Linked DNA regions of Homo sapiens: region 2 is linked to region 1. A link is a loop called in an ENCODE intact Hi-C map of the cell type or tissue named here. Cell type or tissue: heart left ventricle. All regions are shown on one strand. Region 1 overlaps TNIK (TRAF2 and NCK interacting kinase). Region 2 overlaps TNIK (TRAF2 and NCK interacting kinase).

What was found. Hi-C counts contacts between places; a loop is a spot of excess contacts. Peaks named below come from ENCODE experiments on the same cell type or tissue, not always from the same donor. Only the 100,000 strongest peaks of a DNase experiment are listed, where the experiment ranks them.
Region 2: a loop joins it to region 1, with 2.3 times the contacts of the local background. A loop is called at or near these places in 8 of 110 quality-filtered maps.

What each region holds. Positions count from the first base shown.
Region 1 is chr3:171,199,023-171,207,022 of GRCh38, forward strand. All of the region lies in intron 4 of TNIK (TRAF2 and NCK interacting kinase), which reads right to left. Among named protein-coding and RNA genes, the nearest start is that of MIR569, 96 kb to the left of the region's middle. RefSeq lists an enhancer at 7,238-7,847 and a silencer at 7,374-7,553. In heart left ventricle, no CTCF peak of the experiment used is centred here; no DNase peak of the experiment used is centred here.
Region 2 is chr3:171,307,520-171,315,519 of GRCh38, forward strand. All of the region lies in intron 2 of TNIK (TRAF2 and NCK interacting kinase), which reads right to left. Among named protein-coding and RNA genes, the nearest start is that of TNIK, 150 kb to the right of the region's middle. In heart left ventricle, no CTCF peak of the experiment used is centred here; no DNase peak of the experiment used is centred here; H3K27ac peaks cover 1,007 bases.

The DNA of each region.
Region 1 (8,000 bases):
CTTTCAAAATTAGATTGGACAACATACTTTCAAATATTCAGTAGGAAACAATCCTACTCTAGCCAGGCACTACTGTCAGTGATTTCTATAATTTGCTTTCCCATTCAGCTCCAGCTGAAGGCTGCTAAATTCTTTTCCTCTCACTATGGAACAAAATGATTGTTAAATTATATAATGGGATTTAAAAAAAAAAAAGAAAAAAAACAGCACTTGCTAGCAATTGGTTCCTACAGCCACACAGCAATGCTGATAATTACCGCCACCACACAGCAGGGATCCTCCCTCCCCATAAGTAACCTCATCACATTAATAAACAGAAACAGAGCTCAACATGCCAAGCTCAGCAGTGATAAGTCAATAACTTCACATCTCACTAGTAAGAAATAATGGGTCATTAAAATTCTCCCTGAAAGAAAGTTCTCAAAGAGTTTATACTGGGATAATAATACTTTCTAACATTTACTGAGAATTTACCATGTGCCAGGCACTGGGTGAAGCGATTTACAAATGCTTCGTTAATTCTTCTTCACCTAACTTCCTTTTTCTGTATTTGGAAATAGAGCTTACAGTCTGCACTTTATCCATAGTCTACACTCATTAAGTAACTTGAGCAGGGTGAAAGCACGTTGCTCTCTCAATTACTAGTTATGTGTCCTTGGGTATGTTCCCTAACCACCCTGGGCTTAGCAATGTCTCTCTCCCCACCACTACCACTATGATAAAATACAAAATAAAAGCATCAACCTTACAGGTTTGATGTGAACATTAATTGTGACTATGGATATAATGCTGCTAGCAGCCAAAAATCTCAAGATGTATTTATGATGTTTCTATTCTTTGGTCTATTTTGCATTTATAAAAATGCGAAAAGAAAGAGTTTCTGACATGGAAGATAGCATCAATACCTCCCCAGTGTCCACTTCACTTGGATGGTGAAGAGACAGGGCTGAAAGATATTTGTAAAAGGCACTGGGCACATTTTTCTAAAACCTCTATTAATGAAAAAGCACCAGAGACACATGTTTTTGTTTTTGTTTTTGTTTTACATTTGTACCACACAGCAAGAAGACACAGTGGTGCATTCCAGGGCAATGGATCTTTTTATTTGGAAGGCAGGGGTGATAGGGGGTGGAGGAATTTTAAAGGAATCTAACATTTGAAATTTTCACTCAACACCGCCTAAATAAATAACTGGGTCAGAAACTTAAATAAACATGCATACCACTTGAGAAGAAAGAAGGAAGGTCAAGTTGAAGGTGGTTGGGGGCAGGATGAGGACTAGGCCTGAGCCTGGAGGAGGTGTCCAAAAAAAGCACAGTGTGGAGCAACCAACTTATTAGAGAAAAGAATTGCTTGGATTATTTAGACATGGGTAATTATTACTATCTAAATAACAAAGGTTAATTTTTAAAAGCCAAAGAGTTCTGACACTTCACAATTTGCATGGTTGATTGTCAGCAGTTTTTGTCAGTTGTCATGTTTCTCGTAGGATGTTTTCTCATAGAGGTTGGTCAGGGGTTACTTAGTATGCCTTCCTGTGCTTCTCCCCTCTCCAGGACAATATTTAAGTAAAGGGTCCTCAGCCTCAGCTGATTCCAGAAGACATTTCAGAATACTGAGTCAGCGCTTGAGGTTATCTCTTCACAAGAGACAGGGGGCCTTTAGCATGGAATCACCAGATGTGGTGGCTTCTAAACTTCCCTTTCCTGCCCTAATAACCTCTAAAAGAATTTTAAAAGATTTAGTCTCAAAGGCAGTCAAAGGTTTGGATGATTCCTGGGGTCCCTAAAGTATTCACTCCCTTGCTAGTTTATTGGTTTTAAGTTCCTGTAATGAGAAACGAACTCTTAGGATGTTATTTCACAATTGCAGATACTTACCCAGAATACCCTGACAGGAACTAATTCCTCCCAAATGTCACTAGTCAGTCACCCACAAGAATAAATGACTACTAACAGATCCCTTCTCTTTTATGGTAAAAGGAGGGGTTGGAGGCAGGGGGCAGGAAGAGGTGCAAGCGGGAAGATTAAGGTCTTCCTAAAGTGAGAAGGGTTTGCACCAAGCAGTTTAAAAGGCACCCTAAGAAAATAATAGGGGCTGGGCACAGTGGCTTACGCCTGTAATCCCAGCACTTTGGGAGGCCGAGGTGGGCAGATCACCTGAGGTCAGGAGTTCAAGACCAGCCTGACCAACATGGAGAAACCCCATCTCTACTAAAAATACAGAATTAGGCAGGCGTGGTGGTGCATGCCTGTAATCCCAGCTACTCGGGAGGCTGAGGCAGGAGAATTGCTTGAACCCAGGCTGCGAAGGTTGTGGTGAGCCGAGATCAAGCCATCGCACTCCAGCCTGGGCAACAAGAGCGAAACTCCGTCTCAAAATAAATAAATAAATAAATATAAATAAAAATAAATAATAGGAAGAACAAACTTCCAAGAACACAATTCTGCAAAGATTTAACCCAGAAACATCAATGAGGCACAGAGTATTTTCATCATGTGTGGCTGAAAATAACCACAGATCTCATCTGCATGATTTATGATGGTGGAAACAAAGTCCAAACTCAGTAACTTTGGTACAGAAGGCTGCTTTATGTGCAAAAGGTAGGTTAAGTCTCAAAATATAAAATGTGTGTATAGAAATACAAAATACAAAAATTGGTAGGTATACATTTGAATACATGTATCATTTCAATCAATTGAAGTAAAGCTTGGGGATTTCAAACCTTAAAAAGCAACTTTAATGGCCTTTTACATTCATTTTTAAACTAGCATGTACTATCTATCTATCTATATATAAACTCTTGGCTTCTGAATTATATTTTTCGACTGGGAAAGAGAATGCTTGAACTATAAATTTTAAGACTTCCAAAGACAAAAAGATGAGTTCCAAGGATGGGAAGTGTCCTAGACTTTGTAATAAAGCTTCTGGATAGTGAACAACTCTCTACCTTGAACATGGCAAAGACAGTTTGAATATACCGAGCCAACTAGTATTTTTAGCAACAACAAGTCTGCCCAAAGGACAGGCCCACTACAAATGCTCAAGTCGCCTATGTCTCAAGAGACAGACAACCCAGAGTCAGTACGATAGCATTTAAAGAAACGTTACGGACATTAGCTGCATCTTGTATTTGGTGTCTGGACTCAAATTCCACAGTATGAATGCAAAATTTTCTGCATATATATATGTTTTTTTTTTGGTAGGAGTAAGTCACTACATGTCAATTTTGTCCAAAGATCCAATCATAGAAGCTAACTTTAAGGTTGAAGAAATTTGCAACTCTGCATCTCGGAATGTTACACCCAAATAGAAGAATGTGGGGTGAGGAATGGTGAGCCAGTTTTCAGACAGGTTGAAAATAGGAAAAGAAAATAAATTGCTAGCTTTAGAGCATTTAGGACTAATCATCTTGATTGCTGAAGATTTTGAGAAACACAATATAAATAGGAACATAGACTTTGGCTCAAAAGTTATCTAAAAAAAGGAATCAAAAGGGTTGTATGGACCATTAGCAAAATAACTTTGGGTACATATCAAGTCTTCCTTTTGCTTAGATGAAAAGAAGTTTAAACAAAGTTCAAATGAAATTCTTTGGGACAAAAGAAGAGATCAATTGCACATTCTTATCAAAGAATCACCCATTAATTCATAAAATAGCTCTATTAAAGCTCAACACACACCAGTTGCAAGGTATTAAGTTACGTGTAGCTTCAGATCTGTGTTTGTATCTACGTAACTTACCTTGTGTCTCTATAGGTCTTGCAATGTGGCAGCTCTGAAACTGGGAGACTGTTTACAATCATTCCTCTTACCATGTTAGGCATATCTATATTTGCCAAATTCAACCTTTTAAAAATTTCTGCTCACAAATAACAAGACTAAATAACTCCTCCAGACAAGTGACGTAGGCTCTGTATATGAAGGAAAGGAGCTGTTTACTTATAAAAGTAACAAACACTAATCAAAACAAGTTTTAAAAGCCTCATTTCTGATACACAGCATTAACAAAAGATAAATTTTAACTGTTCAAAGGATTCAGCTATGAGTGGTTAATTTTTTTTTTTTCCTACAACCTCCACGTCACACAAGGGTGGTTAAATTTTTAATGGCATTATCTGCAGTACCTAACATTTAAATGTTAAAACAATCAAAATTGAAGTGGGCATTATTTTTACCAAGCCAAGACGCTATAACAATGTAAATCCAAAATACTGCAGAATTAGGTTTAGGAGTTGTGGCCAACATCAATGCAGAGTCTAAAAAGGACCTTTCATGGGTAGTTGAATGAGTTTGTTTCTTAGTTCATCCCAGTATCTTATTCTGAGACGATCTTACACAGGGGCTGGGCAAGTAATGTGAATACATGAAATTGAGTATGTATGGAAGACAACAGGGGATGTTGGGGCCTCTGGTGCAAATTTGATATGTGCCCTCTAAACAGCTGGTACACTGCTCTAAAATACTGCTACTATTTGAAATTTCAGGCCCAATATTTCTAGATCATTTTATTTTTCAAAACTTTTCAAGAATCCAGACTTTTCTGTGAAACTGCTCAAATTTTCTAATGTTGGCATAATTAAACCACCACCACCTTATGTGAACCAAACTCAACATATTTATCATGGCAGCATTTAGCCTCTAGGCTGCCAGTTTGCCAACTAAGAACTAGTCTAATATTATCATTTTTATAAAGTAGAATCCAAATGCCAGACACATTGGTTCTCCCGAGGTTTGACTCTGGGTCTCCAGATTCCCAGGCTGTCAGAATCTTTGTCCTTAAAACGCACACGGTATAATTTCTTAAGTCTTGGCTCTGCAAGTGTACCGTGTGAAAACTTGATGAATAGATTATTGAGCCGCTACAGGGCAAAAATCTGCTATCTTACTTGACCACCCTACATTTCAGAAGATGATTACAAATTTATTTCCTGTTACGAGATATTCTAGCCCTGTATTATGGTGGTATCAAAAAAGACAGCAAAATATGTGTGAGTTCACATTGTAATTTTTGAGAAATTAGTTAATTTACTAAACAGTATTTCTCCCTCCCTCCCAGTGTCTGAATGGCATGCAGCAAAATGGAGAGCCTCTCATCACTGATAGGCAGCAGAATGAGATGTTGTGTGTCAGAGCTTGCCTTGTTTCCGAGAGATCAGAATCTTTATTGAAAGGGCTCCCTTTTTTGATTTCCGGATCAGACCCTGAGCAGTTGATAAAGGAGAATTACTTGGCCATTATCTGAAGTAGTTGTATTTCCACAAAGAGCTAGTGCTAAACAAGAGTTTATCTCTACAACAAGACTGATAGGATTCGTACAGATTATAATTCAATCAGACACCTGAAACAGGACATACATTGGCTAGTGGGATATATGCAAACCTGTCCTCCAGCCATAGCAAAATAAATATCTGGGGAATATTTCATGTAGTCTGAATACAGAGAATAAATGTTAGAAAGTGCTGCTTTTAGTTGCTTTAGGCCATGCCTCTATATAATTCATAATATTTTTATACAAACGTAATCCTAACAAAATGCCACTAGTCTGAAGAGTCAACTATCTATGACCTTTGCAATTATTTGATAAAACATTCCCAAAGCACCTAACGCACTTTTCAAAATGTATTTCTTAGAGTTTACAGCACTCTTATTAGTAGCTAACAGGTCTTACTTGCTCTTTGAATATTGGGTAAATAGAGGAGTACAGATTAAAGGTGAAGTTAAACTAAATTTATTTAAACATAAATCTTCAATCCTATTTAGAACATCAGCTTCTGATATCAGAACTATTTTTCATGACCAAAGGAGAAGAGTGTAGGGTTTAAGGGCTTGATTCTGGAATCAGACAGCTTGGGGTTAGCTAGCATGCTGGCTTCATCACGGACTTGCTATAAGACCTTGGACAAACTTCTGGACTCTCTGAGCCTAGTTTCCTCCATCTGCAGAGTAGGGATAATACTTGATTTGCAGAATGGCTGCAAAAATCTAATAAGATAATATGACAAAGTAAACAAGCATAGTACTTGGCCCATGGTAAGCAGGTGATAAATATTTCCTACCATTGTTCTTATTAACAGAGAATGCCCCAAATTTAGTGAGTCAGAGGCCTTGGAATAAGTATGTACTGTTATATTCTATGACTGTGTTCCCACCAATATTGTAATCTGATATTAATTTCCTAACTATTATGTTTCTGTCTTTCTTCTTCCTAGTTCTTTCTTGATTTGTCACCACATCAATCAACTAGGAAAAGAAATGACGCTCTTGCCCTTATGAGGCCTTTCATAGCTTTTATCTTCATCTTTGGTAAGAAAGAAGCTACTAGACAATTGCTAGAAGGGATGGTCAGAGCAGCCCTCTGCATAGACGCGAGTCTGACGAGTGCTAGGCCCTTTGTCCTTCAAACCTGGCAGAATGTAGGAGCTGTAACTTCCACATTTTGTTACCTGCAGTTAATTGCATTTAATTGAAGTGGGGTAAGTTGAATGTGATGGCAGAATTCCTCCCCATGTGGTCCAGTTTGGAAGTGCTCACTACTTGCAGATCCCCCCTTCATCAAGTTCAGGAAGGGGATTCACTTACTAAAACAGTTTCCTAACTGGTCTCCTGTTTCTCTCCTTGACCCATCTGGTCTATTCGCAAGCCAGCAACTGAAGTGACCCCTTCAGTATGTGGGTCAGATCCCATCCCCCTCACTCCATGTTCAAAACCCTCCATGGCTCTCCCACCTAATGCAGAGTAAAAGCCGAGGTCTTTCCAATGGCCTGCAAAGCCCTGAATGATCTGGATCCAGGTTGCAGACTGTTAACTTCTCAGAAAGACAGCAAGGGAGCTCTCTGGGTTCTTTTTATGAGGGCACTAATCCCATTTATAAGGGCTCCACCCTCATCACCTGATCACCTGCCAAAGGCCTCACCTCCTAATACCATCACATTGAAAGTTAGGATTTCAATATATGAATTTTGGGGGCACACAAATGTTTAGTCCATAACACATTGCAACCCTTACCTGCATTCCCAATTAGTACTCCACCAGGTACTTACTAGCTTCCAGCATCCTCTGTAATTGTCTTATTTATTATGTTTATTGTTTGTAGTCTACAGCAAGAATGTAAGCTGCATTAAAATAAGTACTTTCATAAATTTTGTTCACTGTTATATCCTGAGTGCTTGGAAGAGTGCCTTGTGCCTAGCCAGTATATATATGTATCTATACTAGCCATGTATATATATGATGATATGATAATATATACATATACATATGTATGTACACACAGACAAATAAATGAATATATGGAGATATATATGTTCGTGTATATATATATATATATATGGAAGAATGAATGAATGACTGGGGAGTAAATAAATGAACACATACACATCAGGCTTTTGGTTCCCAGCAACAACAGCCATCTCCATGAGAAGAGCAATTGGCCAGGGTGAGAACTAGTGGGAAGTGACTCATTTCCAGAGTACAATACCTCCCATTAACACCATGCAGATGCCAGCAGGTGTGCTGCTTTCTCCAAGTACCTATCTGAAAATGGACTGAAGATTTTGCTCAGTTTTTAACAAAAACTTCCAGGGGGCTTTCACAGAACTTCCAACCAAGCTAAAGTGTTATGTTTTAGGATGTCTGCAATCTGGTCCTGCATCATCCACTAATGAGTTTTGAGGCCCGGGGAAAGTCAATTAACTTCACTGGACCCAGCAAAGTTTATCATGACTAATTCTTCTTCCAACTTAAAACATCTCAGGATCTGCAAAAGGGCGAAAAAGAGTCAAGCCCTATTAACCACCCCTCTCCTTCCCTCAACCAACGATTCGTAAATAAACACCCCAATTACCCCAATTTTAATAATTCAACTTAACATGAAAACCAACTTTTCTATCTGGCCCATCTCACAAAATGAATGAAATTAATAGCTAGGTGTGGCTCATCTAGAAATAGCTGTTCTAGCTCAGGTGATATGCTGGGAGATGGTTATAAATCTACATTAA
Region 2 (8,000 bases), 110 kb after region 1:
ATTGAATTTCGTTCTTTGTTGTTTTGAGTTTTCTTACTTTTTTACCACTAGTAGTACCAATTCCAGACCACAAGTGATTTGTGAAATTCAGCCTTCATTTTCAAAACTGCGTATAAGCCTATTTATCCTGGAAAAAGAACTGACAGTTGACTAAATGAAAGAATCAGCACAATCATCCCAAATCTTGAGTATAAACATCTCCTGTCAATGGTCTGGGATGGTTCTCAAAGTGGTTTGGGGACCTCTGAGGATCTCTGAGACCCTTTCAGGGGTCCATGAGGTCAAGACATCTTTATAATAATACTATAATGTTATAAGACTTTTTCATTCTCATTCTTCACAATTGTACAGTGAAATTTTCCAGAGGCTATGTGCCACGAGATGACGTTATCACTCTGCAGCTAATGAAATGTTTATATATTCTTGTACTTGAAAAATCTATCACTGGAAGAATCGATATTGTTAAATTGGCCATCCTATCCCAAGCAATTTACAGATTAAATGCTATTTCTATTGAACTACCAATGACATTATTCACAGAATTAGAAAAAACTATTATAAAATTCATATGGAACCAAAAAAGAGCCTGAGTAGTGAAAACAATCCTAGGAAAAAGAAGCAAGCAAGAAGCATCACATTACCAGACTTCAAACTATACTACAGTGCTATAGTAACCAAAACAGCATGGTACTAGTACAAAAACAGACATATAGATGAATGAAACAGAACAGAGAACCCAGAAATAAAGACACACGCCTACAACCACCTGATCTTTGACGAAGCTGACAAAAACAAGCAATGGGGAAAGGATTCCCTATACAATAAATGGTGCTGAGATAACTGGTTAGCCATCCTGCACCCCTTCCTTACACCACACACAAAAATCAACTCAAAAATGCATCAAAAATTTCAATGTAAAACTTAAAACTATAAAAATCCTTGAAGAAAACCCAGGAAATACCATTCTAGACATAGGCCCTGGCAAAGATTTTATGACAAAGATGCCAAAAGCAATTCAAACAAAACCAAAAATTAACAAATAGGACCTAATTAAATCAAAGAGCTTCTGCACAGCAGAAGAAACTTTCAAGAAAGCAAACAACTTATGGAATGGGACAAAATATTTGCAAACTATGCATCTCACAAAGGCCTAATATCCAGACTCCATAGGGAGCTTAATTGAACAAGCAAAAAACAAACACCACCACTTAAAAGTGGGCAAAGGACATGAACACTTTTCAAAAGAAGACATACATGCATCCAACAAGCATATGAAAAAATGCTCAACATCACTAATCATTAGAGAAATGCAAACCAAAACCACAATGAAATACCATCTCACACCAGTTAGAATGGTTATTAAAAAGTCAAAAAACAACAGATGCTGACAAGGCTGTAAAGAAAAGGGAATGCTTATACACTGCTGGTGGAAATGTAAATTCATTTTGCCACTATGGAAAGCAGTTCGGTGATTTCTCAAAGCACTTAAAAACAGAACTACCATTTTGAACCAGCAATCCCATTACAGCATATATACCCAAAGGAATATAAATCATTCTACCATAAAGACACATGCACATGTTATGATCACTGTAGCACTATTCACAGTAACAGAAACATGGAATCAACCTAAATGCCCATCATTGGTAGACTGGAAAAAAAAAATGTGGTACATATACACCATGGAATACTATGCATCCATGAGAAAGAATGAGACCATGTCTTTTGCAGCAACATGGATGGAGCTGGAGGTCATCATCCCAAGTAAAATAACACAGGAAAAGACAGCCAAATACTGTATATTCTCACTTAATAAGTGAGAGCTAAACATTGAGTACACCTGGACACAAAGAAGGGAACAACAGACAACAGGGCCTACTGGAAAGTGGAGGATGGGAGGAGGGTGAGGATCAAACAACTATCTATCATGTACTATGCTTACCATCTGGGTGAACAAATAATATGTACACCAAACCCCTGAAGCATGCAATTTATCTGTAGAACAAACTTGCACGTGCACCCCTGAACCAAAATCAAAGTTTAAAAAAATGCTTCATTATATTTAATAAACTCCCAATTACTGATCTTACAATAAACATTGGTAGATATAACTAACATAAACAAAAGCTTCTTGAAGTCCTCAGTAACTTTTAAGAATGTAAAGGGTTTCTGAGACTAATAGTTTGTAAAGGGTGGGGGTTTTATGAAGAGAGACCTTTCATTCAAAATATTACTAAATAATAACTTTGCAATGTGGTGTCACACAAGCAGCTGGGTGTCTAAAAACTAAAAAACTTAAACATCCTTAAACTATTTTTCTTGAAGTCCAGCTTTCACCAGTAGCCCAGACTTTTCCTTTCTCTGGATTTTTGCTTCCTAGTTGTCCTCTTGGGGAGAAAAACTTTATCTCATTCACCATCTGCTATTCTTCCTCTCTGCTTTTGCAAAGAAATCCTTTTTCTGAAATCCCATCATCACAGCCACTCACTGGAGCTCTTAATCACACACTTCCTTACCTATTACTTAACTTCTTCCCATGTTAGTTACCACCTTTACTTCTTTACTCATTTTTCATTATTATTTATAACATACCTACTTTTTTAAAAAATTGAAATGATCCATGATAAAAGACACATGCTACTGCCTCTTTGGTAATACCTCCCATAGCTCTCTGCCTGGCAAACTATATGACTCACAGTTGAAGCTATGGACTTGTCTGGACTGCATCTTCTCCCTCCACAAACAGTGGGACTGGGCTCATACTGAATCTAATGCAGCCTCTTATAGAGCTGCTGAGCCATCATTTTTGTTTACAGGATTGCAACCCACCAAGATTATGAGATTTACAGTCACAATTGTAAATCAAAATTTACAATTTTAGGGGAAATTTTTCTTTCTCCTAAAACTAGCACAGAAAAGATGTTTGATAACCAAATCAATTAATGAATGTAGGGCTATAGATTTAGAAATTAAAATTTAAGAGAGATAAAAGGGTAAGCAAATGAACAAAACAGCAAAGCTACAAGATACTTCATACAGTACATTAAATCTCATTTTGGCCTTCCTGAAAGTTAACAGAGAAAAGAAAATAAGAGTTTGGATTCATTTGTTTCCCTCCCCTCAATTTCTTTTACTTTTTGTATGAAAATTTTCCAATTCTTTTTCCTATTCTACACAGTTGTTAAGCAATCTCTTGTTACATGTTCATATTTGATATTTAAATAAAGCTTTTCTTTTCAAGCATTATAATACAAAGTCTACTAGTCCCTCACCTTACATGTTGATAAGCAGAGTTAAAAAACAAACAAACAAACAAAAAGAAAGCTGATAGCACACTCTTTAGAATGGCTGCAACAAGCAAAAATATTTACTTTTTAATTTTCTTTCAGGAATATATCAAGCACTTATGAAACATGTGCTTCCCAGTTAATTCAGATCATGTTCTGTTTCCCCAAATGTGTATATCTTGTCAGCTCAAACACAAGTGGCCCCTGAATCTCAATCTCCACTCACCGCTCCTACTCATTAAAATTCTGGTGGGATGGTGAGAATGTAATAAAAAGATATATGTGAGCTTTATTTGCAAATATAAAAGCATGTCCCCACAGTATAGCAGAGAGAGAGAGAGAAAAAAAATTCAATTCAGTAGCTTTCCCATTCAAAGTTTGTTAATAGACGGGAAAGAAAATTCAACTCATAATACATGATGAGAACCTTTTTCACTGATTAACATTATACGAATAGTTTTGCGCGAAGTATTTGTGTGGGTAAATATTAGCATACAATTATTATTCACTCACTTGCTGATGACAGCACACTTTCCAGAAACAGCTGGGAAATGCAGAAGGAACAAGCTCACGAGTAAGCACCTACTGTGTGCTAGGAACTCCAAGTATATTTCCATTTAAGCTCCCTAAACATTTGAGAAGTATGCATCCATCACTTGTAGTACATAGATGAAGAAACTGATGCTCACGGAAACTAAGTAACTTGCTTAAGATGACACAAAAGAGGGAAGAAAAACCAGAATTCAGATCTGGGTTTGTCTGATTCCAGAGCACACGCTGATTTTTCTACATTGGGTTGCCACCTGGAAGTAATCTCTTAGTATTGAGAACCTTCCCCCAGAAAACAAGCATGTCACCTGAGCCCAACTAACCCAAAAGTATTCACCATCATTCTCCAAACACTTTTTTCCTGGCTTTCCCATTATTTTAACAAGTTATGTGAGTGGAAGAATAGAACAAATCACATCCTTTCTTTACAAAGGAATTTAGAGAACAAAACCCATCATTAATATTTCCCTCTTTCATCATCAACTTTCCTGTAATTCAGATAAGCAAAAACTCAGCCACCTAGATTTTTATAGCCGCATTGGCAAGAGTGTGAAGGATTCCAGCAGCAAACATACACGCAAGGTCAGGAAGTGCCAAAGCCACCAAGAGTACATGTGACTTCGGGGGTTGGGGGCGGGTGCGCCTGCCCACCCACCACAAATCTTAGCCATCTGGGCTGTGGAGAAAAAAAGGGAGGGGAGACATTTTGTGGCATTGCTCTGCACTTCCTCAGCTGTCCCTAACGGCAGCTCCAGATTAAAAAAAAAAAAAAAAAAAAAAAAAAAAGGGCTAGACTGGCATATCTGATTTTAAAAATATGTCCACAAATGAATATATAATAAGTTTAAAATATGGGGGGACTGGAAGGAAATACATCAAAAGATTAATAAAAGTTATCTCTGGATAGTGAGATGATCCATTTGCGAGCTCTGTGTTTTTCTAATTCTTCCAAAATTATCAGAAAAATATTATTTTTATATGAAAATAGTTCTATGTAACTATATGTAGTATATTATTTTAAATATTTCCGTTTTCAAACTTAAAAAAAACAGTTGCATCTAGAGGGTGGTAGCCTGACTATTTAGAATAACTGCCCTCCGTTAGGTCTCAGATAATTGAAGTAATACTCAGGTTTTAACGACTACCCACACAAACCACTTTGGATGTGCCCAAATTGCCTTGTTCTTGGTGGGTATCCAATGGGTCAGAAGATCTATTTAACTGGGTGCTTTGAATTGTTTGTGCCAGAAGTTTTCTTTTAGCTGGGGTCTCTTTCCTGTTTCATCATCAATTTTTAAGTTCCTAAAATACATCCAGTAAATTTACCAGTTTCCTTCATCTATGGTGCTGAAACTTAATAAATTGCTCTTTTTTCAGCTGGAATGTCACGATGTCCAGTTTATTCATTCATGGCCTTACCTGTGTGTCTCTGACAATATTACTACTTTGGCTTTCACAAGATTCATATTCCTGAACTATGGCTTATGGCTCAAATCCAGCAGCTCTCACACAGGGCACCTCCTTGAGTATTCATGGCAATTACTGATGCTTAAAGATGAAAGTCTTGGACCACAGCGTGCCATTTAATGTACTTCTGACCTTGCAGATCTGTGTGTGCTTAACTTCTCCACGTGGATCTCGCATCCTCCCAGGGTGCTACGCCGAATAAGAGATTATACATCAGGGGAATCACTTTGCAGTCACCGAGACAGTGTTTTGAAAACGAAGGAAGAATGCAAATGTGTAGAAACTACTGAAGAGATTTTACCAGCAGGTAGTTTATAAACTCAAAACCAGGAATATTGCCTCTAAGGATTGCAGCTTGACCAATTTTTTAAAGTGTATCTTTGTTATTTTTTTGTGATACTCTCTACCAACATTTAGCTTTCTTTCTTTCTTTCTTTCTTTCTTTCTTTTTTTTTAAATAGCTGGGTTACACATACCTAGAATCACAGAACAGTGGATCTGGAAGGGAAATTAGGGATCCTCAACTTCAACCTGTTCATGTTAAAGATTAGGAAAGCTGTGGATGTGAGGGGTCAGGTGATGTGATGGAGGCCTCACAGAATGAGTGGCAGAGAGGGCCCCAGAAATAGCTTACTCTGTTTTCCTATCATTTGTAGGTAGCAAAGTATATAATTACCACTTTTGTCATTAGACAGTTGTTACATAAAAGAGTAGTCTTGCAGGTAAAAATAATTCTAATAAGATATTCACTTACAATTAAATAATTCTAACAGTGTGAAGGTTCACTTATGATTTTTTTAAAAATTATCATGAAATAACAAACATGTAGCCATGTTGAGGTGGGAGAAAAGGGGTCCTTACGTCTAAACAGCAAGAGAAAAAACACACAAGAAGAGCCAATCTGTCACCACGAGAGCTGCACTGAGTCCTTCAATCTTGAGAATAAACATGGATAGAAGTTCCCTCTGAAAATGCAGTTATAGTGCTAAATGAATGACTTAAAGACACATCTTTCCTCTTTGTTTTGTGCCATGATCTGAGTGCCTTGAGAACTAGCTTTCATCCGGGCACGGTATGACATCATCTGATAAGTGTGATGCTCTATAGTCGTTGCCGGAATGGGCTAGGGTACAAAACAGAGAAACACACAGGCAGGAAGGAAGGCAGAGACCAGCGCTAATTTAAACATTCTATCCTGAATATTTCAGTTGCTCCATAAATGTTTAATACTTGGTGCCATATTACAGGATGTTCATAAGCACGCAGATATATAGATGAAAAGTAAAATAACATAAGCAAAACAAAGCTCATTCTCAAGAGGTGAGGATGGCTATGCTTTCTGTTGCTGGAGTCCCTTTACAACCACATCTCTTAGTGCAGCTGAAGACTTCCAGCATCAGAGACGATTTCTGGATTATGAGAACCTCTACTTTAGCCTTATCCCTCTATACTCAGAGCCACAGTGGCCTATCTGGCCTTCCCCCTCTGCCTATGACCCTGAGACCTTTGACTGGCACCTCTGAGCAGTGGTCTCAAGAGGACAGCCTTGAAAATATGACTCAATCCTCCATGACAGCGAGACCAGAAGATCCATGTAGAGCCTATGGCTGATCCAGAGGTTCTCCAAGTTGATGTTGCCATCCCATTTCTGCCTCTCTGTAATTTGTCTAAAGACTCACTGTGGTTTCACGGATATGATCTTGGATGTATAAAATGGGAAGTAGCTGCTAAAAGATGAGAAATTCCTGGCCTAAGTCAGTTCTAGTAATTTCATTCACTCATTAATTCGCTTGTTCATTCAAGAGATAGTTCCTGCATGCCTGCTGGGTGAGTGTGGTTACCTGTCCTCCAAAACCTCATAATCTACTAGGGAAAACCCACACAAACAATAAATAAATAAATAATAAAACACAATAAAACGATAGAGAGTTATGAGGCTTGAGGGGATCATTTATAGAGGTGGCACTGTCCTGAATCTAGAGTGAGGAGAAGGATTCAGGAGGCAGAAGGGAGGTCAGGCCGCACCCCATACTCATGAATATCTGATTAGTGTAGCTTTCAAGTATCACTGAACATCTTTGTCCTTTGCAAACAAAAAGCATTTTAATATCACAAATTCCTGAGTGCTAGGGAACTCAATCAACAACTGTAAAATGTTCTGAAAATATAAAATGCAACACAAGATCTAAAAGTCATTAGTAACAACAACCACAAACCCCCCCTCCTGCTTTATCCTGAAGTGAGCCTTTCAACCAGAGGGAAAAACACGAATTGCCTGAGGAAGCAGGGGTAGGAGATGTGAGGACTAAGATTCTGCTTTGAAAGCAGAAAGGGAAGAGTTGCCACCATTTTAACATTTAGTGACTAGCTTATTTATATCCCCCTTGGCCACAGTGACAAAAACACAGCTTTATTTCTAAAGACAACCACACGGGCCATTATTCAGCCAGCCTTCTCAACTGATGATGACGTGAACTGTGAATCCACATTTTTTCCTGTTAATAGACAACTGAAATGGAACAAATATCCTGAACTCACCCTGATCTCTTACCACTGAAGAGAGCAAACACAATACTCTATTCATTCTTTCATCCAAATTCAATCATTGACCCACACATTAGTGCACCATGGTGTTGTGCATTAAATTAGTTCTCATGAACTTCTCTCCAGAAGGGTGTATTAGTTGCCCGGAGCTGC